Regions from separate parts of the Homo sapiens genome. Here region 2 is linked to region 1. A link is a loop called in an ENCODE intact Hi-C map of the cell type or tissue named here. Cell type or tissue: endothelial cell of umbilical vein. All regions are shown on one strand. Links, peaks and the distances in the headings refer to the core of each region. The heading gives the core; the rest is flanking DNA.

The links. Hi-C counts contacts between places; a loop is a spot of excess contacts. Peaks named below come from ENCODE experiments on the same cell type or tissue, not always from the same donor. Only the 100,000 strongest peaks of a DNase experiment are listed, where the experiment ranks them.
Region 2: a loop joins it to region 1, with 6 times the contacts of the local background. A loop is called at or near these places in 1 of 110 quality-filtered maps.

What each region holds. Positions count from the first base shown.
Region 1 is chr5:13,247,452-13,255,395 of GRCh38, reverse strand. It overlaps the pseudogene RPS23P5. Among named protein-coding and RNA genes, the nearest start is that of LINC02220, 220 kb to the right of the region's middle. In endothelial cell of umbilical vein, for the core only: a CTCF peak has its summit at 4,516 (motif pointing left); DNase peaks (open chromatin) are centred at 2,555, 3,205 and 5,385; H3K27ac peaks cover 3,003 bases.
Region 2 is chr5:13,660,514-13,666,432 of GRCh38, reverse strand. No RefSeq gene overlaps it. Among named protein-coding and RNA genes, the nearest start is that of DNAH5-AS1, 200 kb to the left of the region's middle. In endothelial cell of umbilical vein, for the core only: no CTCF peak of the experiment used is centred there; a DNase peak (open chromatin) is centred at 1,792; H3K27ac peaks cover 1,447 bases.

The sequences.
Region 1 (7,944 bases), core at 2,284-6,283:
CAGAAATAGTCCAATAAATATTAGAAAACCCATCAAATGTCTATAAATTAAACATTTACAAATTATCCTTCCCTTTTGTTGAGATCTTAAATCCATCCTTTTCTCTTGTCAAAAGAAATATGCAGTCATTGAAGGAAAGTCAGAAAATATATAAAAGCAAAAAGAAGGAAGCAACAACATTGGAAATGGCCTGAAGCCACAGGTAAGGCGAGAATGTGTTGAGAATATCCTGCTGCATTCAAGCCAAGATGGCAACGGAACTTCATATTTTGAATCTTCCTGCTCCAAATGCATAATGACGATGGCTGTTATTTAAAGGAGAACATTAAGGAACACGTATATACTACAAAATTAATACAGCCATCTTTGTATAACAAAAAATGAAACACATTGTGCAAAACGGACCCTCTGAGGCTTCAGGGATTAGAATGACAGCAGCAAATGAGCAGCGGCACCCATAGCCTTCTTGGGAAAATGGGAATAACAGTTCCCCATAAGAAGTAGTGGAATAGAGTTATTTGCTCCGCAAAAAGAATTGTTCTAAGGTTACAACTTATAGTCTATGGCATGAGGGAGAAAGAAAGTATCAAAATAGCATAAGTGTAAGTGAGGTTACTCTCTGATGTAGTGACAATGACTGTATGTTCAATAACCCTACATCACCAAAGACCTCAGTTATCTGAAATAGTTATGGTTCTGAACTGGGGCCACAGAGGAGTAGAGAAAGGTGGGGGCGAGGGGAGGAAAGGAGAATGAGAGAGAGAAATCTCAACCCAACATTCATAAAAAAATTAATAATATATAAGGCAAAATAAAGCAGAGACAAACAAGATAGGTGAATATAAAAATGATCAATAAAGAATATTGAAATAGGAAAATATATCCAAGTAAAATTTAATAGATAAACTCTAAACTGGATAAAATCAAAGATAAATGTATAAGATTATGCTTCCTGAAGATATTGTCACCTTAGCCCATGCGAAACCTGGTTGACTCTGCCATCAAAATATTGTTTCAGTCCGGGTGCGGTGGTTCACGCCTGTAATCCAGCACTTTGGGAAGCCGAGGCAGGTGGATCACCTGAGGTTTGGAGTTTGAGACCAGCCTGGCCAACATGGTGAAACCCCATCTCTACTAAAAATTCAAAACTAGTTAGGTGTGGTGGCACGCGCCTGTAATCCCAGCTACTCGGGAAGCTGAGGCAGGAGAATTGCTTGAACCCAGGAGGCGGAGTTTGCTGTGAGCCATGAGCTGAGATCGTGCTATTGCACTCCAGCCTGGGTGACAGAGTGAGACTCCATCTCAACCAAAAACAACAACAAAAACAAAACATTGTTTCACCTCAGAATGAATCTCTCAGATTGTAGATGTTCACCACATCTATGAAATACCTTCACAGTAACATCTAGTCTAGTGTTTGACCAAACAACTGGGCATCACACTTTAGTGAAGTTGACATAAAAATTAACCGTCACACAGGCCTTTGTAAAGTCAAGAGAACTCACTCAGAAGGAATTATGGGGAGTGGGAGCTCCAAATCTGCCCCTCAAGAACATAGGCAGGTCCAACAGGAAGCAAGGAATAGGCCATGTATCATTAGGGTCACTTAACTAGAGGTACTACACAATTTTCTATGAAAACTGAGACACTTTTTAAACTGAAAGGGTGCACTATTAATAATTATGTCAGGATACAGATTGAAATCTGGATGCTCTCAATTAAACTGTGGTATTTGCTTACTTAGCTTATAGCTCACACATCAGGCTTTCCTTAACTCCACTCATCAGGTTAGTCACTTGACCACGTATCTGCAGGTGTAAAGAAAGGGGGCAAAAAGAGGGACAGAAGCTTCCATCTCAACATACCCCACATAGGATGGAATTATTGGTAGAAATTTCCCTCTCTGTGGTTTGAGGGGGATTGTGGAGAAGGGGAGCAAAATGTTTCACTAACATGTAGAGAAATATCAACAGTGAATGGTTTGGTGAACAGATGATTGGCATAACTTATATTTAAAGGGCTCCAAAAAGATGATTTTTCCTTACATGTCTGAAGGTTTTCATGATTCCAAGTAGAACAGGGAGGTACTAAAGGAAATGCCATGGCATTGGCAATTCTCAGACTGCAGATGCCCTGAAAATCATATCTCATGCTGTCACTGGCAATCTCTAGCTTATTAGTAGCAATCCTATTTAAATCTTGGAAATCTAGTTTAATTATGCTCAACCAATTAGGTACATGTATATTAATAGCAAAATAAATTTGAATGAAATGAGCAAGATTTAGTGTACCTGGTACAGATACTTTACTTTTTTTTTTTTTTTTTTTAACACAACCTTTATGGAAGTCCTACTGCTTGCTAAATTATTCCCCTCTTTCCTTCTCCAGATACATGTGGGGAATGACCTTTCCGTGCCTGTGCGGTTTATTGGGATTATGTAAGTAATTTTGGTGACACATATCCTTCCAGAACTAGAATTTAATCTCTAATGCATGGTCATTCAGAAAAAAAAAAAAATCATTGTTACAGGGCGACAAATTATATGGTGAAACTGTTGCTTGAATAAACTTGGAAGTCACATAATATGCGTAATAAACATGTTGCTTCAGCGGTAGAGTTTGGGAAGCAGAATGCCATTAGTTGTTTTTGCCACTCCATTTGAGAAAGTACTAAAAGCAAGATAACAGAATTGACTGGTTTGAAATCAGGACTAAAGAAAATAGAGGGTACAGATATTCAGATACTTGTAGGTTTGGAAGAAGTAACTGTTTTTCTTTGTTGTTGTTGTTGTTGTTTTATCCGAAATAGAAAAAGACAAATAAATTATGTGAGTACCAAAATCAGATTAAACCTCTGCCTAGAGGCAAGAATCAAAAGTATGGCTTTCACATCCGTTGTTCATCTTTTTAATGGCTTAAGTGCAGATCTATTAATCCTTTTAGTTGGACAAAATAACTTAAAGGAGGAAATACACCAGAGTATGGCCTCTCATGGATATCTGATAAGCTCCAGGTACCAGCAATTATGTCCAGAGAAGGAGAGTTTAAAGTCTTGGAAAGATCTATGTGTATAGCTATTGGAATGTGCTGTTGATTAGAATAACATAGATAAGACTAAGTTTTTGAGAAAGCTATGCTGGCAAAGAGGAAGTTAATTTAAGTCGTACTGCTTTGGACATTATGCAATCTTGAACCCTCATGTTTATATTGGAAGAGGACAATCTCAGGAAGCTTTTCAGTCCCAAAACAGATGTGGCGGCCATGAGGAAGTGCAACTCAGATCGCCACCTGCAGAAGCCTATGACCAAGCGCTTAGTCGCTGCCCTCTGAAATCGTGGCTGTGTATGTGCTGATGCCACCATCCCACAGGCTGCTCCCAGTTGTGCCTGAATATGCCAGGGATCCTAAGCCAGGCTCATTCCTGGGACAAGAGACCCCTTTTCTGGGTGACTTAACCCCCAAAACTCACAGATGTTTGTGCCAAAATTGTCTTAGCCTTGCTTTGCATTTTAAGAAACTTCAGCCCTCCCTTCCTTCCTTCCCTCTTTCCTTGCTTCCTTTTCTCTCTCCTCCTCTTGGGGTCAGACCTGCGTCATGATCTGAAGGTTCCCCAGCCTCCCTGAGTGCCTTTTCCATTTTTTTTTTCTCACAGGCATTACTTTCTAAGAAATTTATTTCATGTTTAATACTCTCCTAGCATCTGCTTATCAGAGGACTCAATCCAGAGGGAATGCTCCCCAGTGCTCTCCAATGCTCTCTTCAGAGATGACCTAAAAGGATGATGGAAAGTATAGGACTTCCAGAGGTTACAAACAATCGACTGAAGGTTTCCTCCTAAGGAGAAAGATTAGAGTATAATAATGAATATTCCTTTTCCCTTAGAAACTTCTGTCCAGACCCAGAAAGTTAACTGCTTAATATTTCATATTCTTTCTATTTTCTAAATAGAAACATGTATTGAAGATAGCCTGTTTCAAACCCACGCTTTTTTACAGGGTGGATTGAGGACAAATACCTTGTCTTCAAGTGTACAATTAGCTCCTCTGCATCAAGAGGAACTAATTCCAAACTGGAAGTATAGACTAATTCAGTCGGGGTCTAGTCAGAAGAAAAAAAAAATAATCGCAAAACACCCCAGTTATTTTAACTGAGAATTTAATATAAAACATCATTTAGTAGTATTAGGGAAATGAAAAGGCAATAAAACACAGAAACATCACATAGAGAGTATGTGATGCTTTCTTTTCTAAAGAAAGTTAATACCACTCCTAGAGTTTGGAAACTGTAGGAAAAGTTAGAATTATCTCAGAGCTGGGATTCAGCCTGGTAAATTTCAGACTGATACATTTCAGACTGGTGGATTTCAGACTGGTACATTCGGAGGAAGAGCTCTCTGGAGATGGAGTTGTGGGGTATGTAGGAAACTGATGCTCCTGTTTGTGAAGGGGCAAAATGAGACTCTTTTGGGAGTGTTGAAAAACTACAGGTTGTAAGTTGCTCTTACTCAAATAGCTGCCCCTAGTGGACTGAAGAGTTATTACTGGAGTGAGTTTGGATCAAAGAGCAAGCATTGTGCATTTTATTTTTCTTCTTCCAGTCTCCTTATAGAACCCCCTAATAGCAAAATCTAGCAGGGAGTCAGCTGTTAAAACATAGTTTGCAGAATGTTGGTGTCATAAAAGGAAGTATGGCTGCTGGTTTTCTCTTTTGCTCAGGCCTTTGGCAATGGCAGGATGAACAAATGTTGTGGACTTTGTACTTTGTACCAAGAATCTCCCTGTTCACTGACAGGAACATAAGTGGAATGACAAACAGTACAAGAAAGCCCATTTAGGCACAGCCTGAAGGCCAACGCTTTTGGAAATGTTTCCCATACAAAGAGAACTGTGTTGGAAAAATAGGAGTTGAAGCCGAATGGCCAAATTCTAATATCAGGAAGTGTACTATAGTTCAGCTGATTGAGAATGGCAAGAAAATCATAGTCTTTGTACCCAACGATGGTTGCTTGAACTTTATTGAGGAAAAGATGAATTTCTGGTTGCTGAATTTGTCAAAAAGGTCATACTGTTGTTGACATTCCTGTAGTCCGCTTTAATGTTGTCAGAGTAGCCAATGTCTCTTGGTCCTATACAAAAGCAAGAAGGAAAGACCAAGATCATAATTTTTTGTGGTAAAACCACAGTAGTAATACATTTTTATATGCCAAAAATTAAAATAAATTGGAATATAGAATGATGGGAATCAAGCTGAGAGATCATAGTTTAATAATGAGTGTACTCCCTGATATAGACACCACCATGAATCACTCACAGATCTAAGCCTTTGCCCTCCATGACATGACTGGATGAACAATTATGTTGTCTCACTCAGGAAGTCTGTAAATGTATTTTGCTGGTGAATTGAAGAGTGAAACAAATATGTGTTGATCAGATAGGTAGACTATGCTGGTCTTTACGGTTATTTAAATGCACAGTTTTTTCTCTCACAGTTGTTGACTACAGGATTGGCCCAGTTTCTGACTTCTTGTGATTCATAAAGTAACAAATCCATTTCTGACCAATGAGTTGAGACTGGAGATGCTGTGCATGATGTCTGGCCTGCACATTTAATTTTGATCCAAGTTTCCAGGAGCACTCTCTCCATTATATAAAACTCTAGGAGTAATTCTGCAGAGATCTAAAAAATGATGGCGCTTCATTAGCTGGTATGCTGAGGGACTGACCTGAGCAGTTATCAATGACTCACAAGAGCCATGAAGTACAAGAAAATAAGAATCCTTTGTTATGCTTAAGCCACTGAAATTTTGGGTTGTTTATTAATGCAGCATGCCTAGCCTATTCTGACTGATAATATCTCATGTTTATTTCAAAACTATATCTTACTGTTGTACTCTTCTTGTAGTCATGCAGCAGATTTACTATATCTTTTAATGTTTATTTTGAAAATTGTTTATGTCAGTGCTACTTCTTGTACAAAGAAGATTTGAGTTAGCTGATGAGGATGCAATGTACAAAGATTCTAGATGATGCTTTTGTACATGGACAAAATTGATTTGAGTTGCAGAGCTGTATGAATGTCAGAGGCATTCCACTCGCTTTGAATTCATAAGAAAATTATTATTTTTTATTTGGCCAGAAAGACACACTTTAAATAAAAGCTTAAAGAAATAGAAATGTGTACAATATTTATATTCAGAGTACAAATGCAATGGAACTGTTAGTGGTTGATTATTAATATGGTCTTAAAACCTTGTCAAAATCCAGAAGATTTAATACTATTAAGCATAAGCAACTGAATAATTCATCATTGAAAGTGAACTAATTTTCTTTTTAAAATTTAAAGTACATACATTTAAAAGAAATGACTACGGTGATAGCTTCAAATCTGCATCCTAAAAACAGTACAGAGAGTAGAATAAAACCTTAATTTTAAGTGATCCCACAAAGTACCAAGTGGTCCTCTGAGTCTCTGTTTTCATAATGTTATGCTGGGTATTTTCACAGCAAATATCATTGTAACCTTTAAAAAAGTCAGACTTTTAATTATTAGGATAAAATGGTAGACCTTACTTCATTATGTTACTTTGTATTTCTCAAGTCTCATAATCCATTTAAATAATTGTAGAGACAGCCTCTGGGAATATATGTGAGGAAGAGAAGGCAGTGACTTTCAGGTAACAATGAAAATAATATTTGTTTTTAATTTGTGTTTAAATTGCCATCTCTAAGTACCCACAGTCAGCATTGGCAAAATTAAATAATTACTTAAATACCTTTATTCCACTCCTCCCCGCTCCAGCTCCCCTGAAGTTCAGCCAGATTGGACTCCCAGGTGTGAAAGTTTGAACATGATTCTATTTAAATGTCACAGTTTCCAGAACACACCTCGCATGCCAAGCACATTTTCTTTAATCTAGTCTTAAGTTCTCTAAGGCAACTTGGATCATATCCAGGAAAAACTGAGAAACAAACCTGGATTGGTTAGAGGCAAGGATCTGACTGACTCTGCTTTTCTGCATTTCACAATAAGGTACAATAATTATTTTGCCCAAGACCAGATTAGATAAAGGGACCATTCTAGGGAATTAAATGTGAGGTCACATCTCCCTAAAGTCGTGGTATTGTGCAGGTCTGAATAGGGGACCTCTTTCAGGGAAGTCTTCAGCAGAACGGTGAAGGCAAAATTTGCTTTCTGGTGCTTTATTTCCGTAGCTCTGAGAGTTAGAACTAAAGTTGCATGGTTACAGTTTGAAAAATATTGAGCTGGATTAATTTAAAATTAATGATTGATGACAATTAAGTAGAGAGCAGTATGTGGCAAAAGCCACTCTGTTAAAGGTGAGGATTAATTTACAAATGATGATTCCACTTGTGGAGGACTGTTAGAATTTTAGAAGCATTTTGAATAGATCTTTCCTTTGCAGAACACAGGAAGGATCTAATTATAACAATTTCATGACACAAGCTACTGAAACTCACAAAATTGTAAGTGGAAGCCTAGAAAAAAATAAAAAACCTGTCTTCTAACCTACAGACCACTGCCTGTCCCACTACACTATGCTCATGAGCTTCTAAATAACTGCCCCTTTATTAGGTCCATTGTATACTGTAGGCATGGAGATGAAATATGTTAGACCAAGAGTATTGCTATCAGTCACACATACACCAAGTACTCAGGGTACAAAATGTTTCTGTATTTGTTTCTACCAGAGTTATTTTCTATAGTGATACCTTTTTTTTGTCAGTGTTTTATCTCCTCATGTTGGATTTGCTAGATAACTTTCTCCCACTTTGCTTTACCCTCTGCCCTCAGCTCCTGGCTTAAGAAAGCATGCAGGTCTGGGCTCTCCACAATTCCTTCAGAGAGGCAGAAACTAGAGAAAAATATTCCTCCTTAAAGCTTAAATCTTTTGGTTAATCATATATATATTTTTTACTGTGGAGC
Region 2 (5,919 bases), core at 1-4,000, 410 kb before region 1:
CTAGACAGCAGTTTGCTGGGTTGAGGGAACACTGGGCTGTGAGGAAGCAAAGCTGAGTAGGGCCATCACAAGAGGTCAGGAAGGGAGGTCATTGCCTAGTGAATAGGGGACAGAAGAGTGGAAGAGAGGAAGAATGGACCACACTCCTTTCTTTACTCTAGGTACATGGATGATGGGTGTGACCTGTATCAAGGCAGGGGTAAAGTTCTGAAGTATAGATAGAAATAGATCATAACTTTAATGACTGACAGTGCATCCCAATTATTATTGGGATTCCAGGAGGCAACACTTAATATACATATTTCGTGCCTGATTTCTGTTTGAATCAACTGATAGATTCAGAAGTTAGACAGAGGAAGATACAGCATTGTTTTAACTTTGCAGATAAAGCTGGTTGAAGAATGAGGCTTCTGTTGTATTGCACATGACTGCTAAAACCTTATCCCAGAATTCATTTGCCCATCCACTTACAGGCAATGTTGAACAACTGTTCAAGAAGTAGTGAGGGAGGTAGAAGAGAGACAAGGGCTTCCTCCAAAGGACATTTTCTACTTGGATATGTAAGGAGTAGTGAATATGTGATTGGAAAGTGATAGAACCTGAAATTAACTGGAGTCTGAAAGTGACAAGAAAACAATGAACTTCTCCAGAAATATTGGCAAAAGTAGGGACAAGACACTGGAGAGAGCATGTTTGAAGGCAGTCATCGGTTGGCATAAAGTCTTTCCCTAAAACCTAGGAGTTTGGCCCATTTCACATTTCACATTTCAGTTTGCAGAGATTATTTGTACCCATCTTCCATGTAGGGAGAGAACACACAGCCCTAACTTGTTTCTAAGTGTGAAGGATGGTCTCTCTTCACTTACTTATTTCACTTCATTATTTATTTATTTTATTTATGCTTTCCTCCTTCCCAGTTCTCCCACTGATTGCAATGTTATTCAAGTTAATTTTCATAAATAAATTATTCCAACAATGGATTAAGTATAAATTAGTTGACATAATTGTGCATTCATTTTGGTAAATACAGAATGTGACATTAAGTATTTTATGCTAACATAAGCTCTTGGTTTCTTTGATCATTAACATTTTCTGAATAATAATAAATCACATCTTTCTCATTATCCTTTAGGTTCCTTTAAAATCCATGAATTTCATTGGAGAGTGATAGAGGAAAACAAAGATCATTCTTAGCTAGATTCCTGTATGGAATACAACAAAATAGAAAACACACACACTCACGGCTTCCTTTCTTAATGAAAGTATGTTTCATTCCCATTAGTAGATCATTTTTTCTGTCTTAATTTTGAGGCACTTCCCAAAACAGCAAGATTGAATGTAGTTATTTAAAGGAATTCAAATCTTGAAAATTGGTGACTCCCTTCCATTCCATAACTCAAAGTAATCTGGGGCTCAAAGAGCATCCTAAAGCTAAAACAATTTATTTTAAAGATAACTTGCAGAAGGAGTATTCTTAATCACTGTCTTCTTTTCCATTTTCTCCCTCATGTTTCATTTCCTTCCTTGTCTTTCCCCCATTCTCCTTCCTCTCTCCAACTCTTCCCTCCTTCTCATCCTCCTTCTTCATACCTTCAACAGATTTAGACTTGCAAGGTCCTTAGGTTCCAAGACCCTGAAGGGAGAGTGTCCTTTTCCTGGGAATCCCAGCAAGGCCCTTGGAGGGCTTTGCTTGGCCTGGCTCAGGTCCCATCCAATGTATATGAAATGGCCTGAAGGATGTGACTCTGATGGGTCAGGACATGGTTATGATGTAAATCTGGAGAGTGGGAAACGTGGTGAGTCACAAGGCATGAGCAACAGGAAGGGGTGGTTCACAGAAGCATCAGAAATATTCTTTTGCCAAACAAAGTGGGGAATGGATGCTGGCAAGAAAGAACAGTGGAGTACTTCTACAGCTGTCATCTGTGTGTGTGTGTGTGTGTGTGTGTGTGTGTGCGCACATGCACTCGTGTGTGTTTAACCCAAGGGCTATGCTAAGAAAGCCCTTTCCCAGTACAAGTGTATAATATTTTTATGTTTTTGCAATTATATTTAATGTGATAAGAATTTGTTCTGGGGTTAAGTAGTGGTATCTTTTGAATCCATTTTTTTAAAGTGGCCAATTTCTGAAGATGGTTTCTTAAATAATTCATAATTTCTCAACTGATTGTAAGAGTTTGTTTTTTGTTTTTTGTTTTTTAAGTTAAACTGCCCTACACACACCCAGAACCAATAGAGGACTGGTCTTTGCATGATTTGCTACACTGCCCTTCCTGTCAGGAAAGTTCACAGTTCCTTTCTTCCTTCCACCCAAACTTCTTGTTTTGTTTTTGTTTTTGATTTTGGCTGATGTTACTTTCCTATTGAGTAAAATGGGAGCTGAACATGGGCATAGACATGAGTGTATTTGAAAAGCAAAGAAAAGAAAGGAACAAGGTTAGAGCCACTTAGTTGTTAAAAAAAAAAAATGCCCAGAGAAGTTTTCTCCATCTGTTGCTGCGTGTCGGCACACTGGAGAGACTTCCAGCAATGGGGGGTGTGGGGGTCACAGATCTAAGGGTTAGAAGCCAATGCCCAAAGGAGTAGGGGTGCTCTACCAGGGATGCGGGACTACAAGTAAGAGGTGGTCAGTGCAGCTCCTTGTGTCACAAAGTACTCTTGCATTCTGGCCGCTGGATTTTGACATGAGGATCGTGGACCCCCAGGAAACAGTGTGGATCTGGAAAGGGCAGAGGGCTTTCCTCTTCAGATGTGGTTGGTTATGGACTTGGCACATGTGGTTTGGCTGATCTGCTCTTCCAGAAGGTAGTTTGCCCAGATGTGATCTGCTTGTGGGCATGCACCACCTGCAGTGTGGCTGTCCTATGTGTCATTGCTCACTTTCTTGTACTTGCTGAGCGCAGGGTCCTCTTTGGCAAGCACAGTGGATTGCTGGGTCCTGCAGTGCCTGAGGGGCTCATGGCCATGGCCAGGACCAGGATGGCCACCAGGATCCTGGGTTGCATGGGGACCTAGCCATGGTCTGCTCAAATGCAGAGCACCTAGCATGGAGCTGCAGCCAGCTGTAGGGGTGTGAAGGGGGCCTAGTAACATCTTAGGTGACTCCCTAGTTGGGTTCTTATAGCCCCTAAGGTATCAGGGGATCCCAATAGCCATAAGCCCAACTTTAGCTTGCCCTTCTCTGAAGACCACTGTCATGGCAGCATTTGGATAACCAAGAACTTTTTGTTTTACATATATCCATTTCTTTACCCACTTCAAATCAACTTAAAATCGACAAGTATATAGGTTTTCTTGGCCATCTTTAGGAAATAAGATGGGAGCAGAGACTTTCCTGCACATATTTTAAGGCATAAGAAATTAATTTAAAATAAGAACATTAATTAAGTATTCCATGATGGAAATAGCAGTAGATATCAAGTCAGAATACTCTTATTTATTCTGCTTGATAATAATCTGCTTGACCTTGGGCTTGTTGCCTAACTTCTAAGCATCAGTTTCCTCATCCACAAAGTGAGAGTAATACTGTGACTTGCAAGGTTATTTTAAAGATTAAATGAGACTTCTTGAATATCATTATCAATCTGGCAGTGTGTTCACATTGATGAGTCAATGCTCAAGTAGATGTAACTCATCTTCAAAGCCTCAAAATTCCTCTCATGTATCCATCATTGCCAAATTCTTTATAAATGTAGGAAACAGTATAGGAAACAGTTTAGCATAGCTTGCTCATGTTAGTAAAGTATTCTCTATGTCTGTTCTAGCACTATTTATAGTGCTATTCAAATCCAGGTCCTTGAATTTAAAAAATGAATGGAGGACAAATAAGTTGATAAGATTATAACTGCCTGGCTCATGGTAGAAGTTTCTCAAATGGGTGTTATTTTAAAATGTAATCAAGACAATTGAAATAGGTGTTCAAAACATGTGGCATACTATCGGCAGTAAATATTCTGGCCATACTCCCCGTGGAAGAATTAGTTTTAAAACTTTAAATAGTTATGTGTCTGTAATGCTCATGCACATGGGCTTATGTTATTCATGTTACCTATTTTGTAGCTTCTTGAAACTAGCTTTCCTCTGCCACATTTCCCTTCTCTTCCTGAAGGGCATGCACACTCTTCTGAGTGGTGGGAGTGTGTGAACATGCCAAAAGAAGTGTGGGGTCCTGCAGTTTGTGATGGCGAATGGGCAGTGGTTGCCTCCATTCTCAGGGCTCTTCCTTGGAGCTATTTCTTTTTTTTTTTAATTTTATTTTTTTTTATTATACTTTAAGTTTTAGGGTACATGTGCACAATGTGCAGGTTTGTTACATATGTATACATGTGCCGTGTTGGTGTGCTGCACCCATTAACTCTTCATTTAACATTAGGTATATCTCCTAATACCATCCCTCCCCGCTCCCCCCACCCCACAACAGGCCCCGGTGTGTGATGTTCCCCTTCCTGTGTCCATGTGTTAGGGCACCGGCTGCACTTAGGTGTTGTCGGGTTAAATTAAATATACACCAGTTAGCATTTTCCAAGCAAAATTATATATGTGGGCACTGTCATATTTTTTAAATGCAAGCTGAATATGAGTGGGAGTCTGGTATTTTTGGATCTCTTTTGTGCAGACAGACTTGAGAGTGGCTCCTAAGATCCCCACCTCCTGGTGTTCAGTCTCACAAGTGATCCCCTTCCCTCAAGTGTGGGTGTGGTCTGTAACTTGCTTCTAGCCAATAGAATATGGAAAAAATCTATGTGATTTTTATGTATGTGGTTCTATGATTATATATATTACATAAAATTTCAGCACTGGTTAGCTGGGATCTCTTTCTTCCTTGTTGGCTTTGAACAAGCAAGCTTCCATGAATTGAGCAGCCTGGTTGGGGAAGCTCACATTGCAAGGAATTCTAGGCAATCACTAGTTGCTGAGGGCAGTCCCTGTCCTACAAACAGCAGGAAAATGAGGCCCTTGTTTCCACAGTGACAAGGGAATGAACTCTGCCAACAATCCGACAGAGCTTTGAAGCAGGTCCTACCCAGTTCAGCCTCTGATGAGAACACAGACCCAGGCAACACCTTGATTTTAGCTGTTTGGGACCCTAAGGCAGAGGCCTCAGCTAAGCCATGTTTAGACTCCTGACACACAGGAATTACAGGACTATCTACAGAACCCTTAGATAATAAATAGGTGGTGTTTTAAACTGCTAAGTTTGTGGTTTTTGCTTATGTATCAATAGATAACTAATACATTTTCCCCCATATTTTTCACCAGATCAAATGCCCTGTTGTTAGTTAGCATCTGATAAGCCAATGAGTTGAAGTAGGAAATTCTCTTAATCCATATGTATGCAAAAGTTTGCTATAAAGGGATAAATAAGTCAGCATTTATGGGCCAATGATATATTAAAAAGTGTGTGAAAAGCACTGGCCTGAGATTCATGTTCTAGGTTCCAGGCTTAACTCTAACATCTTATGTCATTCTCATCTTAGACCTTTCTATTTCTTAACTTAAAAATGAAAATTTTGAATCAGGCAAATCTTAAGCTCCACTGTAGTTGTAAATTGTATTACAGGGTTTAAATTTACAGCTCTAAGAACTAGAACTTTGTTAGCTCTAGTTAACTGTTAAATAAATCTCTTGTTTGTTTTGGAATTCCTGATGCTCATAAGTGTCTGGTTGGGAATAAAAGGGCCTTACTTAATGACTGAAGAGAGCACATTAACTTCTCAGTAGAAACCAGCTGTTTAATTTACATAATATTTTTAAAATCTCATCTTTTTTTTTTTAAGCTGGGAGATCTATCAGCAGGAATATGACAATTTAGGTACAGCCTGTTAAGTATAAATAGATTTTCTCCATTCATTACCATATTAAAGAAAAGAGGAACTTCTTTCCAAGCTGAAAAATGTGAAATGTTTTGGCCTTTATACA